Regions from separate parts of the Homo sapiens genome. Here region 1 is linked to region 2. The links are chromatin contacts, found by Hi-C or POLR2A ChIA-PET in ENCODE. All regions are on one chromosome and are shown on one strand. The core of a region is the stretch at or near the end of the contact, and the rest is flanking DNA. Distances in the headings are between cores, read along the strand shown.

The links. A loop is a pair of places that touch in the nucleus more often than their neighbours do. ChIA-PET counts read pairs that join two places held with the same protein, here RNA polymerase II (POLR2A). Pooled maps may share reads with other maps.
Region 1: a pooled map shows a loop between it and region 2 (4-fold over the local background). The contact joins the enhancer-like site here to the promoter of ARID2 in region 2. A Hi-C loop is called at or near these places in 1 of 168 maps with a recorded cell type or tissue (naive thymus-derived CD4-positive, alpha-beta T cell) and 5 of 50 pooled maps. POLR2A ChIA-PET finds 5 or more read pairs at or near these places in 1 of 52 experiments (B cell).

The regions. Positions count from the first base shown.
Region 1 is chr12:47,266,518-47,272,956 of GRCh38, reverse strand. No RefSeq gene overlaps it. Among named protein-coding and RNA genes, the nearest start is that of PCED1B-AS1, 53 kb to the right of the region's middle. RefSeq lists enhancers at 962-2,161, 4,502-4,551. Within about 2 kb of position 3,881, at least 3 of the 41 ENCODE cell types and tissues checked have a DNase peak (open chromatin) inside an H3K27ac peak, as active enhancers do; they include B cell, where a contact is called at or near this core.
Region 2 is chr12:45,724,654-45,731,052 of GRCh38, reverse strand. It overlaps ARID2 (AT-rich interaction domain 2), which reads right to left and starts at 1,347. Exons shown (of 21, transcript NM_152641.4): 1 at 1,125-1,347; 2 at 916-1,009. The coding sequence starts at 1,216. LINC00938 (long intergenic non-protein coding RNA 938) reads left to right here and starts at 3,132. Exons shown (of 1, transcript NR_028408.1): 1 at 3,132-5,333. RefSeq lists silencers at 897-1,136, 1,647-2,066 and enhancers at 2,579-3,541, 3,117-3,836, 3,542-4,504.

The DNA.
Region 1 (6,439 bases), core at 2,632-5,131, 1.5 Mb before region 2:
CTCCCAGGAAACTGAAGCTCAGAAAGCAGTCCTATCTCCAAATTGCTAGATTTTTCACTACATTGGACCATATAGAGGTCCTTTCCTCCTCAGAGAGTTCTCAGTGAGCACTCTTGTTTATTTCTCTCTGCCTAGGTGTGGTTATTAATTAATTAATTAGTTCAATGATTTGCTAATTTATTCATTCAATACCAGCTCCCAAAGCCCCCTGTTCATTCCCAAAAGGATTTAGGGTGGACGGTTATTATTCATGAAGAAAAACAAAAGGACAATCTTGTTACTCAGCATTTTCTTCACAGAATCCTCTGTCTCAGTGCTGGGTATCTGCTCCTTATCTCTGCCAGCCAAAGAGCAGAGCCTGTTCTTTGGCAATTGCCTTTGCCTTTCTCTTCTGGGCAGCTTTGAAGTATCTGGTTAGAACAGTGCCTGGATGCCTCTCCCACTTCTACTGCTTCACTCTGAAGATAAATGGTTTGTAAGTATCTCCTTTGAGCTGAAAGCCCCCATGTGCAAAACATCTTATAAAGAAAAAGAAATTTCAAGCAGCTTCCCACTGGCTTTCCCTAGAAACGATTAAGTGTCCGTGCATTTAAAATGAATCTACATGATGGCAGGATGTGACACTGGCTGGGTCCATCAGAGCTTGTTCACAGAAACGACTGATACGTAGAAATTTCTCCATACATTCCCCACGAAGCACGCACTTGTTTTTCATGTATACTAACCCTGGAATGACTGCTTTTACAGAAATATATGGCCTTCTTTACCCAGCCTCTTTCAATTGCCATTGTGAGTTCTAAATTCCTCCTGCCTGAGATCTAACTGTGCCATACAGCTTTTTTTCATTTCCCTCATCTGCTCAGGAAAATGCTCCTAGTGTTTCTAGGGAACTTTTCTGATTAGAAGGATTCAAACAAAGAAAATGGCTCAGTTGATAAACATGACCATCTTCCACTTCAAAATGGACATACTCTTTGCCATATGTCGGGAATTATGGAGAGATTCTTTATCATCCCATTATACTCAGCTGTTGTTTACTTTTTGTGAATCGAATGTTGACAATTATAGTCTGAGGTTTTTTTTAACAGCATATGCTGAACATGATAAAATATTTAGAACAACTTACTTTGGACTTATAATTATGCTACATCTTTCAGCCCTTTTATGACTAAATTAGAACATTTAGTAATGTTTGGTGACAACTCCCACACTTTGTAAGCACCACAGAAAAAATATAATTTATTTAATTGGTTTTCATTTGGAAGGGAAATAACCCCATTTCAAGCATCTCAGTGTTAGAAAAGACACTGTATATTCCCCACAAAAATACACAGATGCTCATACATTTGGGGAATTAACATATATCTTCCACAAGGAAACTTAGGAAGGTTATTTCATCATTAATTTACAGCCATTCCTTTTACCTACATATTTTTGCAGAATCACTATTAGTCACCTCCTCTTTCCATCACGTATTCTTTACAGAAGCCCTGAACTTCAGACAGAGACGAGGCTGTTAAATTCTTGTGGGTTTCCAGTGCCACCACAGACAGACTAAATGGCATAATTCATTCAGTAAGTATTTAAGGAGTGCCTACCCTATGCCAGGTCTGTGCTGGGCACTGGGATTCTGAGATGAACTAAATATGGTCCTTTCTTCAAAGTGTTCATAACTTAAAGGCAGAGACAAAGAAGAAAATGCACAATTAAAATTCTGTAGAGAAGAGGGGACTCAGAAGGGCATCTAACTTGGCCAGGATGAGAGAATAGGGGTGAAGCAGGGCAACTGAGAAATATTACCAAGAGTAAGTGACTCTTGAGTGGGTAAAGGGGAGAGAGGAGCTTCATGCAGCGATACCCCCCATTCAAAGGCATGAAGGCAGGAGAAGGCTCCCCTGAGTCAGTGGTAGCCATTAGTTCGGGGTTGGGGAAAAGAGGTGAAGAGATTCAGACTAAGAAGTTAGGTACAGAATAGATGGTGCTGGGCTTTGCACTTGAGCTTCACACTGAAGGCAGTAGGGAGCCCATGAAAGATTCTGCATTTTCTCTGGTTTGTGATCCAGGAGGGGTAGACAGGAGCTGGACAGAGGGCAGTCTATGCCAGATAAACCTGGACCAGGATCAAGGCAGAGCATTGCAGAGGAAAGGACAGATATGAGTAGCCATTTAAGGTGAATCAAATATGTTTTGTTTTGTTTGTTTGTTTGTTTGAGACGGAGTCTCGCTCTGTCGCCCAGGCTGGAGTGCAGTGCGTGATCTTGGCTCATTGCAAGCTCTGCCTCCCGGGTTCACGCCATTCTCCCTCCTCAGCCTCCCGAGTAGCTGGGATTACAGGCACCCGCCACCACGCTTGGCTAATTTTGTTTTTGTATTTTTAGTAGAAATGGGGTTTCACTGTGTTAGCCAGGATGTTCTCGATCTCCTGACCTCGTGATCTGCCCGCCTGGGCCTCCCAAAGTGCTGGGATTACAGGCGTGAGCCACCGCGCCTGGCCGATCAAATATGTTTTAAATGTAGATAATCTTACTTGCAGGGAAGCCCAGGCAGAAAAACTGGAGAAAAGAAAAACATGCCTCATTCCCTTCCTATGACATCCTGTTGTGTCTGAGCTTTATTACTACAAGGTGGGGACACAGACTTTTCTAATGATAGTGGGCTATTTAGCACTTAACTTTAATCAGACCTGGTGCTGAGGCACTTTACATGGAAGGGGATCAGAATATGCCACCCCAAAATATGCCACTTTAGTGTAAGGATTATTTTCAGCTGGAAGCAATTGAGAATCAACAGATGCAGAAAGAGTTCTTTCCTCTCCCCTTATCTGACTAAAAGCAGGGCACAAATTTGCCTTTGTGAAGGTGTTTCCTCTGTGCCAGTAAGGGAAGAACAACCCATCACCAGAGTCTAACCACTTCTTTGAGTTTCACTCCTTTTTTGTGAACTCCTGTGCATGTAAATATTAATAAAAATTTTGTGTCTGCTCTTTTGTTAGTCTGTCTTTTGTTAGGTTAATTTGCACGCCCCCAGCAAAAGAAGAGAGTAGAGGAAAAATTTTTCCTCCCCAACAACATACATCATCTCACTGAACCCTTATCCCTCTTAGTGCGGAAGGTACATACCCCATTTTTTAGATCCAAAAACAAAACTAAGGGATGTTAAGGGGCTGGTCCAAGGTCACGTAGCTAACAGGTGGCAGAGCTGGGATTTGTACCCATGCCTACACGACCACACAGCCTGAACATCCAGCAACTATCCTGCAATTCCAGTGTGTAGGAAACACAGTCTAACAGAGTTAGCAGACAGGGATTGGAGCAGCGTAAAATCCATATTCTAATTCTAGCCCCATTACTATCAACAAAATATTAATCATGTAAATATTTGTGTTGTTCTTTATAGTTCTGATAATAAAGTCATTGCTTCAGTGGTATGACCTTGAGTAAATCGTGTAACCCATCTGTGTCTTAATGTTTTCCCATGAATCAGCACATGGCTTTTAAATTCTTACTATGTTTTAAGTCCTATTCTAATTGGAAGACTGTAATCTTTTATTTTGTTTGAAATAAAATAGCAATGATTTTCACCCTCTTTGTGAGCCCACAAACAAAACAGTAGATATTTAAATTCTGTGGTTACAAGAAAATAAAACAGAAAGAAGTCCTTTCAGTTCTGCTAAATGCAAAATGAACATATATGCAGGCCAGGTGGGGAAGAGATGGGCTGCATTTTTGTCTTGGGCATTAACCAATGTAACTAAGTGGTCAATTGCTATAATTTGAAACAGGAAGGGAAGCAGAAGAACTCCTGTTGATGCTGTTATTTTAAGTAGGTGCATGGTCTATCCTTATCTGGGTAACTTGACTGTCTCAGGCTTGACTAAGCTGCAAGTTCCAAGTTGGTCATATTAACACTGTTTACCTAATCTCAAAGCTCTGAGTGGTCACCGAGGGAGTCCCTAGGAGAGTCATTGTTGATAGAGAGGGTGAGGAGGGAGTAAACTGTAGTTCCCCAGGCTTTTGGACAAGGCTTTTGTTGAGGGGATTCAGAGAATGGTGGGAGCAGAAGAGAGCCAGTGGAATGGAGACAGAGCTGAGGTGGGGAAGAAAGATGGAGCAAGACATAGCAGCTGCTGGCCAGGCACGGTAGCTCATGACTGTAATCCCAGCACTTTGCGAGGCCAAGGCAGGTGGATCACCTGAGATCAGCAGTCCGAGACCAGCCTGGCCAACATGGTGAAACCCCGTATCTACTAAAAATACAAAAAAACTAGCTGGGCGTGGCGGCGGGCGCCTGTAAACCCAGCTACTTGGGAGGCTGAGACAGGAAGAGGTTGCAGTGAGCCAAGATTGCGCCATTGCACTCCAGCTTGGGCGACAAGAGTGAAACTCCATCGCAAAAAAATAAAACAAACAAACAAAACGACATAGCAGCTGCTGCAGGAGAGAAATTTCAAAAAGTGGTGATGAGACATTTAGAAAGGTTTGGGTGTATGATATGTAAATTTCTCTTTCGTCTACAAACAAAATTGCAACAAAACTCTGCCTGGTTAAATGTTGTGCTGGTTATTTGACTGTTTGCCTCCAGATCCATCCTTTGTGTCTGCTCTGTATGTCTGACTGTTGCAAGCTATGATACCCAGGCTCTCTTGACCACCTGTTTTAGCCTCACTTAACCAGCGAGAGGTACTGTTGGAGATTGGAGGTTGGGAGGAAAGGGGAAGCCAAAGTATTTCTTGTCCTCTTTTTCTGCCATGGGAGGCATATCTGGCAGTAGCTGCCCTCCTCTGTGGCTCCAGCTCTTGCCTGAATATTTCTGTTATAATGCTAGTGTCTATCAAGGGACCCCCAGATCCTTCCTTTGTCTCTCCAGTCTTAAGGGTGGGTGGTGGCTTCCCACTTGCTAATCTTTGGGATGCCTCATCTACCCTAGTGACTATTTTAGCTCCTCTAACACCTTTATAATTAATTCTTCGTATTTAATATCTTCTATTTAATAACCTGATGGGACCCTGATCAATACAGAGGAGACGTACCTTTTTTCCTCTCCTGGTTTCTATAACGAGGGAGTTCTCCAAGCACATGTTTTGTTTCCCTTAGCCCTTTTATTCATCCCACCCCTAGGGCTCTGGAGTGAGTAATTGGATGGTAATTTTGGAAGAATCGCTGAGCATGTTGGGTCAGCTTTGCTGCTTCCTATTAGGAGTGGGCATTCCAAGAATGCACAGTATCTCTCTGTATTGCAAGTCTTGCCTGGGCAGGCCTGCTCTAGCCTAGCAAATGCCTGACTATGGGCAAGTCTGTCTGATTTTAGCCCACTTGACCACCAGACCTAAAACCTAGTCTTCTAGCCTGGCCTCTGCCGGTAACAAAGGTGATCCCCATTTGCTCTACCTTTGTTTTATTTCTTCAACTTGTTCAGGATGCAAGTGAGCAAGAAGAGTGCCATTTATTGTGGCTCCCTCCTTCAGAGACTTTAACATTATTCATCAATTCTTTCGGAACTGGATTTATGATTTTTTAAATATGCTATAGTAACAGAGAAGGCCTAAAGGTAGGGGTGTGTGGACTGAGCTGGTGAGACAATGCTTCCCTCCTTAGCAATTTCTGGGACTCGCCAGTTGATCCCACATGTGTCCATGGATCAGCCCTGCTTATTGCTTACTTCCCAACTGCACTCTGTCTCACCTAACAGGACTACAGTGGTGCCATTGAGCTAGAATATTATTCTCAATGGCCAGATGCTTTAACCAAAATTAATGTCTGCTCATGCAGTTGGAATCCTACCATATGATGTTGCTGTTGGAAGTAAAGGCCTGCTGTACTTCAGTGTCAGTAAGATTGACTTCCAGTTGTTTCCTTATGATTCCTGAAACCACTGTCATCCCTAGCTCCCAAGGCAAGACCTTCCTCCCTCGTGCAGAATTCTTCCATGGTCATCCCCATCATTCTTCCTGTAATCTGGCTGCTTTGGAACCACCTGGCATGATTTGAACACAAGCATACATGTCTAGTCCCCTCAGATGTATGTGGTTCAGATTTTTTCTCCCTAGGAGCGCCTCAGATTCTATATAACTCAGGGGCTCAACGTATATACCAGGGGAGGGTTGTCCCTACACTGCGCTCTCCAGAAGCATCAAGTCTCAGCTATAACCTCGTGTCTATATATATATATATATATAGTATATATATTTTGTTTTTTTGAGACAGAGTTTCACTCTTGTTGCCCAAGCTGGAGTGCGATGGCGCAATCTCAGCTCACTGCAACCTCCACCTCCCAGGTTCAAGCGATTCTCCTGCATCAGCCTCCCAAGTAGCTGGGATTACAGGCACGTGCCACCATGCCCAGCTAATTTTTTTGTATTTTTAGTAGAAATGGAGTTTCACCATGTTAGCCAGGTGGCCAAGATCACGCCATTGCACTCCAGCCTGAGCAACAAAAGTGA
Region 2 (6,399 bases), core at 98-2,597:
CTGTGTTTTCACCAGAGAGCCCTGTATTTAATACCACTTGTTTTGTTTGGGGGTGGGGGGGTTTGGTGGGTTTGTTTTGTTTTTGAAGCCCGGACAATAACCAATCGCAAGTCCCTCTGTCGCCCCCTTTTAAATCTCAACGCGGTCCGTTTACACTAAAAAAAAAAAAAAAAAAAAAAGTTCAAAAGGATCAATACAGTTCCGGACAGCGACGTCCGCGGGTTGGGGGGGGGGCCGGGGCTGGGGCCGATTCCGATCCCTCTCCCAGATCTATCCATCTCCATAGGCCCTTCTTTGAGGCCTACAGCTTCTGCCTAGCCTTGAAGCCTAAGATGGCTATTTGGAGACAGGTCCTGGTTTCTTTTGTTAGCTGTATAAACCGAGGGCGACGGGGCCGAGGCTGTGCCCCCGGCTGCCGGGATTATTTCGCAGCCGATTATCGATGTTAAACCTGCCCGCGCTAATTTTGAGTTGCACGAAAACTGCTCTCAGAGTCTGTGTGTCTCTGTGTGTCTCCGCCTGTGCTAGAGCGGCAGCGGCGGCAGAGCTGACTCGCGAGCGAGCGGGCGGGCGGCGCGGGAGCGGGGCGGGCGCGGGGCTCAGGCTGGCGCCCCGCACGCCCGCATTCCCCGCCGCGGCGCTCAGACCCCGCCGGCCCGACCGGGCACCGGGCAGGGCGCGAGCCGGCGCCGGGCCGCCCGCCCGCCGGAGCCCCGCGCCCGCCGCGCGCACGCGAGCCACCAGGCCAAAAACAGCCCCGCCGCCGTCCGCCTCCGTGCCACCGGCTGGGAGCGAAAAGAACGCCTTTTGCCCCCGCGGGCCACCCCCCCAGCCCCAAGCGCCCACTCCGGGGTCAAAGGAGACTTTTTGGAGGAGGCCAGCGAGAGGGAAATACAAATTAAAACTTCCACTCACCTTCGCGAATCCGCCTAAAGTAGTGACTCTGGTGTAGAGACCGTGAAGATCCAGCTCCTTCCCACCCACCGCAGGGATTTTTTTAAAAGGCGACCTGCGGGAGAGAAAAAGCCCCGCACTTGTCAGCCGGGACCCCGTGCCCGGCCCGGGCGGGAGAGCCCCGTTCGCCCCGGCTCGCCCCGGCGCTGCCCCCCCGGTTCTGCTCTCACCCTCTGCTGTGGTGGAACTGCCGCAGCTCGTCCAGGAAAGCGAGTCCCTTTCTCCGCTCGTCCGGAGGCGCCTTCCCCGTCGAGTTTGCCATTATTTTTTCAAAGGAGGTTTTTAAAAAACCCAGATCGGTGTTTTAAAAGCGCCCCCCGCTCCCAGCGCTTCCTACCAGAGCCCGGAGCCCATTCCTCGGCCGGCGGCGGCGGGGCTCAGTCATGGGCCGGCGGTGGCGGCGGCGGCGGCGGCGGCGGCGGCGGCGGCGGCGCAGGGAGGGAGGGAGGGAGGGGGAGGAGGAGGAGGAGGGGAAGGAGGGAGCAGGAGGCCAGGGGGAGAGGAGGGAAGGAGGGAGGGGAATTTCTAAAAAAGTTTAAAGAAATCGGAGCGAAACTAGAAGGGCAGGCGACTGCCGGATCCGCGCGAAGCCGCGGGGCGAGCGCGGCCCCCACCCCTTCCTTCCCTCCCTCCCCGTGGCCCGGCTCTCGCCCGCCTCTCAGCGCCGCCGGCTGAGGCAGCTCAGCCCGGGGACGCGATTCAACATGGTGCTGCTGCCGGGGGCGCGCGAGCGGGCGACGGGCAAGGCGAGCCGATGGTGAGGGGTCTGGGCGGCCAGAGGCCCAAGAGTTTCGGCGGCGGCGGCGGCGGGGCTAGGGCAGGCGGGGCTGGGGGTGGGGAGGGGGAGGTCTGTGTGGTGGTTTGTGGAAAGCGCGGTGACAGCGTGTATTTCGGCCCCGGCTCCGCGGGGCCCTCGCACACATTCACGCGCGGCCTCGGCCGCTGAGGCCGGGGCGTCCCCGGGCAGAAGCACCGGCGGCAGCTGAGCCGCTGCGCGCCGCCCGCCTGCTTCCCTCCCCGCCAGCCTCCCTCTCTGCCGCCGCCACGGCCTGGCAGCCAGTGCCACACAGCGACCCCCGAGGGCTGGCCGCGGCACTGCGCCTGGCTCCACACCGCCCCGGCAGATCCTCGCGGGGAACAATAGACTCGACTCGCCGGGCTTAGGGTTCGTCTGCAATGTGCCGCACATTTCACACGCACACAAAGCCGGCGGAAAGGGGGGCGGTGCGGGGAAACGGCCACTACCGGTTGTTCCAGGGTTAGGGGTGGAGGCGATGTTCGCGTCCCCGGCCCGGCTGTTGGAAGGGCCGCCTCGGAGTCCCCGCCCGCCCGACAGAACCGGTGTGGCGCTCTGAAGGGAAAGGAAGCTCACCGGGGTAGCCCCTCACGCTACGCAACATTCACAGATCGGAATAAAGTCAATTTGTTACCTTCTGTTTTTGTAAAATCTAAAGGAATCGGCTTTTATGAGCCGTATGCTAGTATTTTGGGGCCTGGTTAGCACATTTTCTATGAATTATCCACACGCTAACTTTAGCAAACTATACGTTAAATACAATGTGAACTGTCTGTCCTAGTTCTGTGGAAATAGAGTAATGCTCTTAATTCATCTTGCCGCTGGTTGGCTTCACATATCAAACTGGAGTATTCTATGAGCAAAGTTATGCAAACTAACTAAACTGGTTGGGAAGCAATCTATCGAACTTCGACAATAATAATTAAGGTTTACATTTTTATAGTAAGGTCTCTTCAAGATTGCTGCGTTTAAAATAAATACCGAATAAAACGTTTTTCCTTGCTTTCAAATGTCTTAAATGTAATCCTCGTTTAAAATATTTTGAAGGTTAAAAAAACCCTTTGCTTAAATGAGTCAAAACATCTCAACAAATACTACCACCTAAATTTGCATTTACGAGGGGTGTTGGAGCCGGCTCTTTGCTACAAATGTTAATTAAGATTACAGTACGTGAAACGTATTATTATTCCCATTTTAGTGACGGCCACCACGGGCAAAGTCACTGCCTAACCCAAGGTCACAGGGTAGTAGGGGTCTGGATGGGTTATTTCAGGTAGTCGTTCCAATGGGAACATTGCTTTGGAGGTGAAAAATTATGTAATATAGTGCAGCTTGCTTCCGGTGCTCACTCTAGGAAACGGACTTATTTCCCAACTAAAGTTTGTCTCTTAAGTGGGGTCGGAATAAGGTTGTGGCTAGGAAGATCCTGACAACCCAGGGCCAGTGAGTGTCTCGGAAGCCTGTGAGGGGCGGAGACCCGGCCCGGGGAGGTGGAGAAGCTCGCCGGCCGCGGAAGACTAGGGGTGAGGCTGCTGCGAGGAAGACCCGGTCAGCTGTCCCTTCCCCCATCGGTCCTCTTAGGGGAAGTGGAGATGTGGGCCTCGGAGCTGCGTGGCCCGGGCTGTGCGGATTCCCTAAACGCCGCACTTGCGCACAGCCCCTTACGTAACCGTCAGTGCCGGGGATTCCCTGGAGGGGGTCATTCTATTCAACCATTATACACACCCCGGGCTCCTGCCGCCGCGCCGCCGCCGCCTCACAAAATGGCGGCGCCCATAGAGGAGACCGCGGCCGCCTCCCCGGCCCCATTTTGTGGGAGGCGAGAGATCTGTCAACATGGAAAACCTCTGCTGAGGATGCATCCGAGTTTGGAAACCCCACTTAAGGGATGGAGCCTGGGGGATCACATTAAACGGAAAATGCCAACGACTTCTACCACCTCTACGCGTTTTTAGTTTTTCATTTTCTCGAAGGAAGCGCCAGAAGCCTGTGGAGTAATTGTAACTAGAGGGAGAACGGAAAGCTGAGGTGACTGCTCCGGGGACTTGGCGCGGCGCCTTGGTGGCTTTGGTTGCTCTTCCACGCTCCCGGCAGCTGACCAGAATCTCTTGGAGGGTCTCCTGGGCCACCTCGGCCGCGCCAGTCGTGCAGTGAGACTTCTGTAGTTTTAAAATGCCACAGTCCACGGCCCGGTCGGCACCGCTCGCCTGAATCGTGGGCTTTGGGAACCTTGGAGGCTGCTGCTCCAGGAACTCGCGGTCGGCCGGGAGCCGGGGAGCTTCGTTGCTGGGAGCGGGCGGTATTCGCGGACTCCGGCGGCCCTGGCGGGTCGCGGCCGGGATCCGAGCCGGGGATGACGATGCTGATGGAGCTGATGGGGCAAGAGTGGGAACGGAGGCACGTACACTGAAATTTAAGTCATCCAAGTTGGGACTTAAGATAGCAGGTTAATATTGTCTCAGGCGAGACTTAGAACGTCTTTTCTGGTATCCCAGTCTGCAGTGGGCAAATCTATTGTCTTTATTTCTCATTTAAGGGCAGAATGGAGGGATGACATATTTTTACTTTTCAAGAGGCGGTTGCCACTTTTAAGTCACTGTTGTGTGTGTGTGTGTACATACACAAACATACGATAGTGTGTTTTCAGAGCAAGTATCAAAGGCTAAAGACTTGGAGTGATACTAGTGTTTAAAAGCCTTTTTAAAAAAATTAAGATGTGATGAGAAACTGGAGAATTGACTTTTAAAAATTTCTTTTCTGTAGAAGAGGCTATCTTCAAAATGGAGTCCTAAAGTATATCTGATGGATAGAATTTAAATTCTTAACACTGTATATACCCTGTGGTCAAAAGCATCAACGTAAAACTTGATGTTTATCAGATTACTTATGTTTCAATTTTCCTGTGGTTAGAAAAATTAAGACAGAAGTAAGCTATTAACGGTATTTGCTTGTAAGAGTAACGTTAAAGGTTTAAGGAAAGGTTTGTTGAAATCGATATGCATCACACGAATCATTTATTTTCAATGTTGTTTTCCAGTTGCAGCAATCATTTGTGTTTACATGACTTTGAAAAAGGGTTTAGTTTATGTTGATTTTGACCCTCTTATTTAATCTCTAGTGCAGAAGTGCAGCTTTCTGCAGGCTGCGCCTCAATCGCTAAGTTCCACTCTCCATCCTCTGCCGCGCTACTCCTGGCATGTGGATCACCAAGATACAATTTCTGGTCCTGTCTGTTCTTATTGATGTCCTTTACAGTTAATAAATTTGATTGCCACTAATCAGTCTGTATCTCTTGCAAAAACACCACATTTAGCATCCAAGTAGAGTCAGAGTATGTTTTTTATGAGATTGTACTAAAGTAACCTTCTATTACATTTCTTATTACCATATTGCATTTCCTATAGTGGGCAGCATAGAGCAGGTGGATCCTGACAAAGTAATGTTAGAGATGTGCTGACAGCTTTACAATAGATATTCTCCAACTAATTTGACAAGATATAAAATAAAATGTAGTTCGTAGTTTTCAAGCATTAATGGAAAGTGTTCCTATTAAAAAATTACCAATAACAGTGGAAATTGTTGCAATCCAATTTGTATAGTTTACTGTTTTGATGACAAAGCGCTTATGATGGGAAAAATGTAGTGTTGCTTTTGTAACTGCAAACGCTGCACGCCGTAATTAGAGGTTTATGTTATTTTATTTGAATTTTTCATTCTTACCATCAGTTTTCATATTAGTCAGGAAATTGTGATAAATTAAAAATTCCCTCATTCAACTAAACCTTAAAAAACTGTACCCAGTTTCAAATCAAGCATTATCAGGTGTATGATTACAACAGCTGAAATAAATTGAGGAATTGGTATGCCAACTCAGTGGAGAAATTTTGGGATTTTAGGTCACTCTAAGATTTAAAAAAATAGTTTGATTCGTTAAACAAGGCTATTGAAGTTAAATTGATATTTCCTTAAAGATGATTTTAGAGAAAAATTCCTTGGCGAGCTTCGAGAATGCGTTCATGGCTTCTGTTGCCTGTACCTACTGCTATACTTTTTTATGTGGACTAATTTGTCTTATTTGAAAATTTGATTACAATATCAAATCCTAGATGAAGCCCTTCCATTCTTAGGGTGATTCTAAGGAGTACTGATAACTAAGCTCTTAAAAGGCGAGGAAATAGTTTATTCTACTGCAGATTAGGGTAATCTTAATACAGACACTCTGATGGTAATTCTAAGCAGTGTTGATAACTAAGCTTTTAAAAGATAAGGAAATAGTTTATTCTACTTCAGAGTAGGGTAATTTTAATGCCCTGAATATACTCTGAATCTTTTATAGATAGATTTCTGGATGATTTGGCCCAAAAAATCTGATAAGCTTTGGGGAATTTTTTAATTTTTTTTTCTCTTAAAGAGAAATCAGAAATGTGGGATTTTTTTAAAAATTTATTTTCAGTAGATATTGGAGATTATGCTTTGTACATTAAATCCAGTTTGATTTTTAAGTGATAATTTTCAATTAAAGACTTTTTAATAAGACAACTAAAAAATTAAATTTTAGTCAATTACAATAATATTTTTTGGAGAAGCATTCCCAGATGTGCTTTTGACGGGGAGTTGATTTCATTAGTTGTTTGGGTTGTTTAATCCAG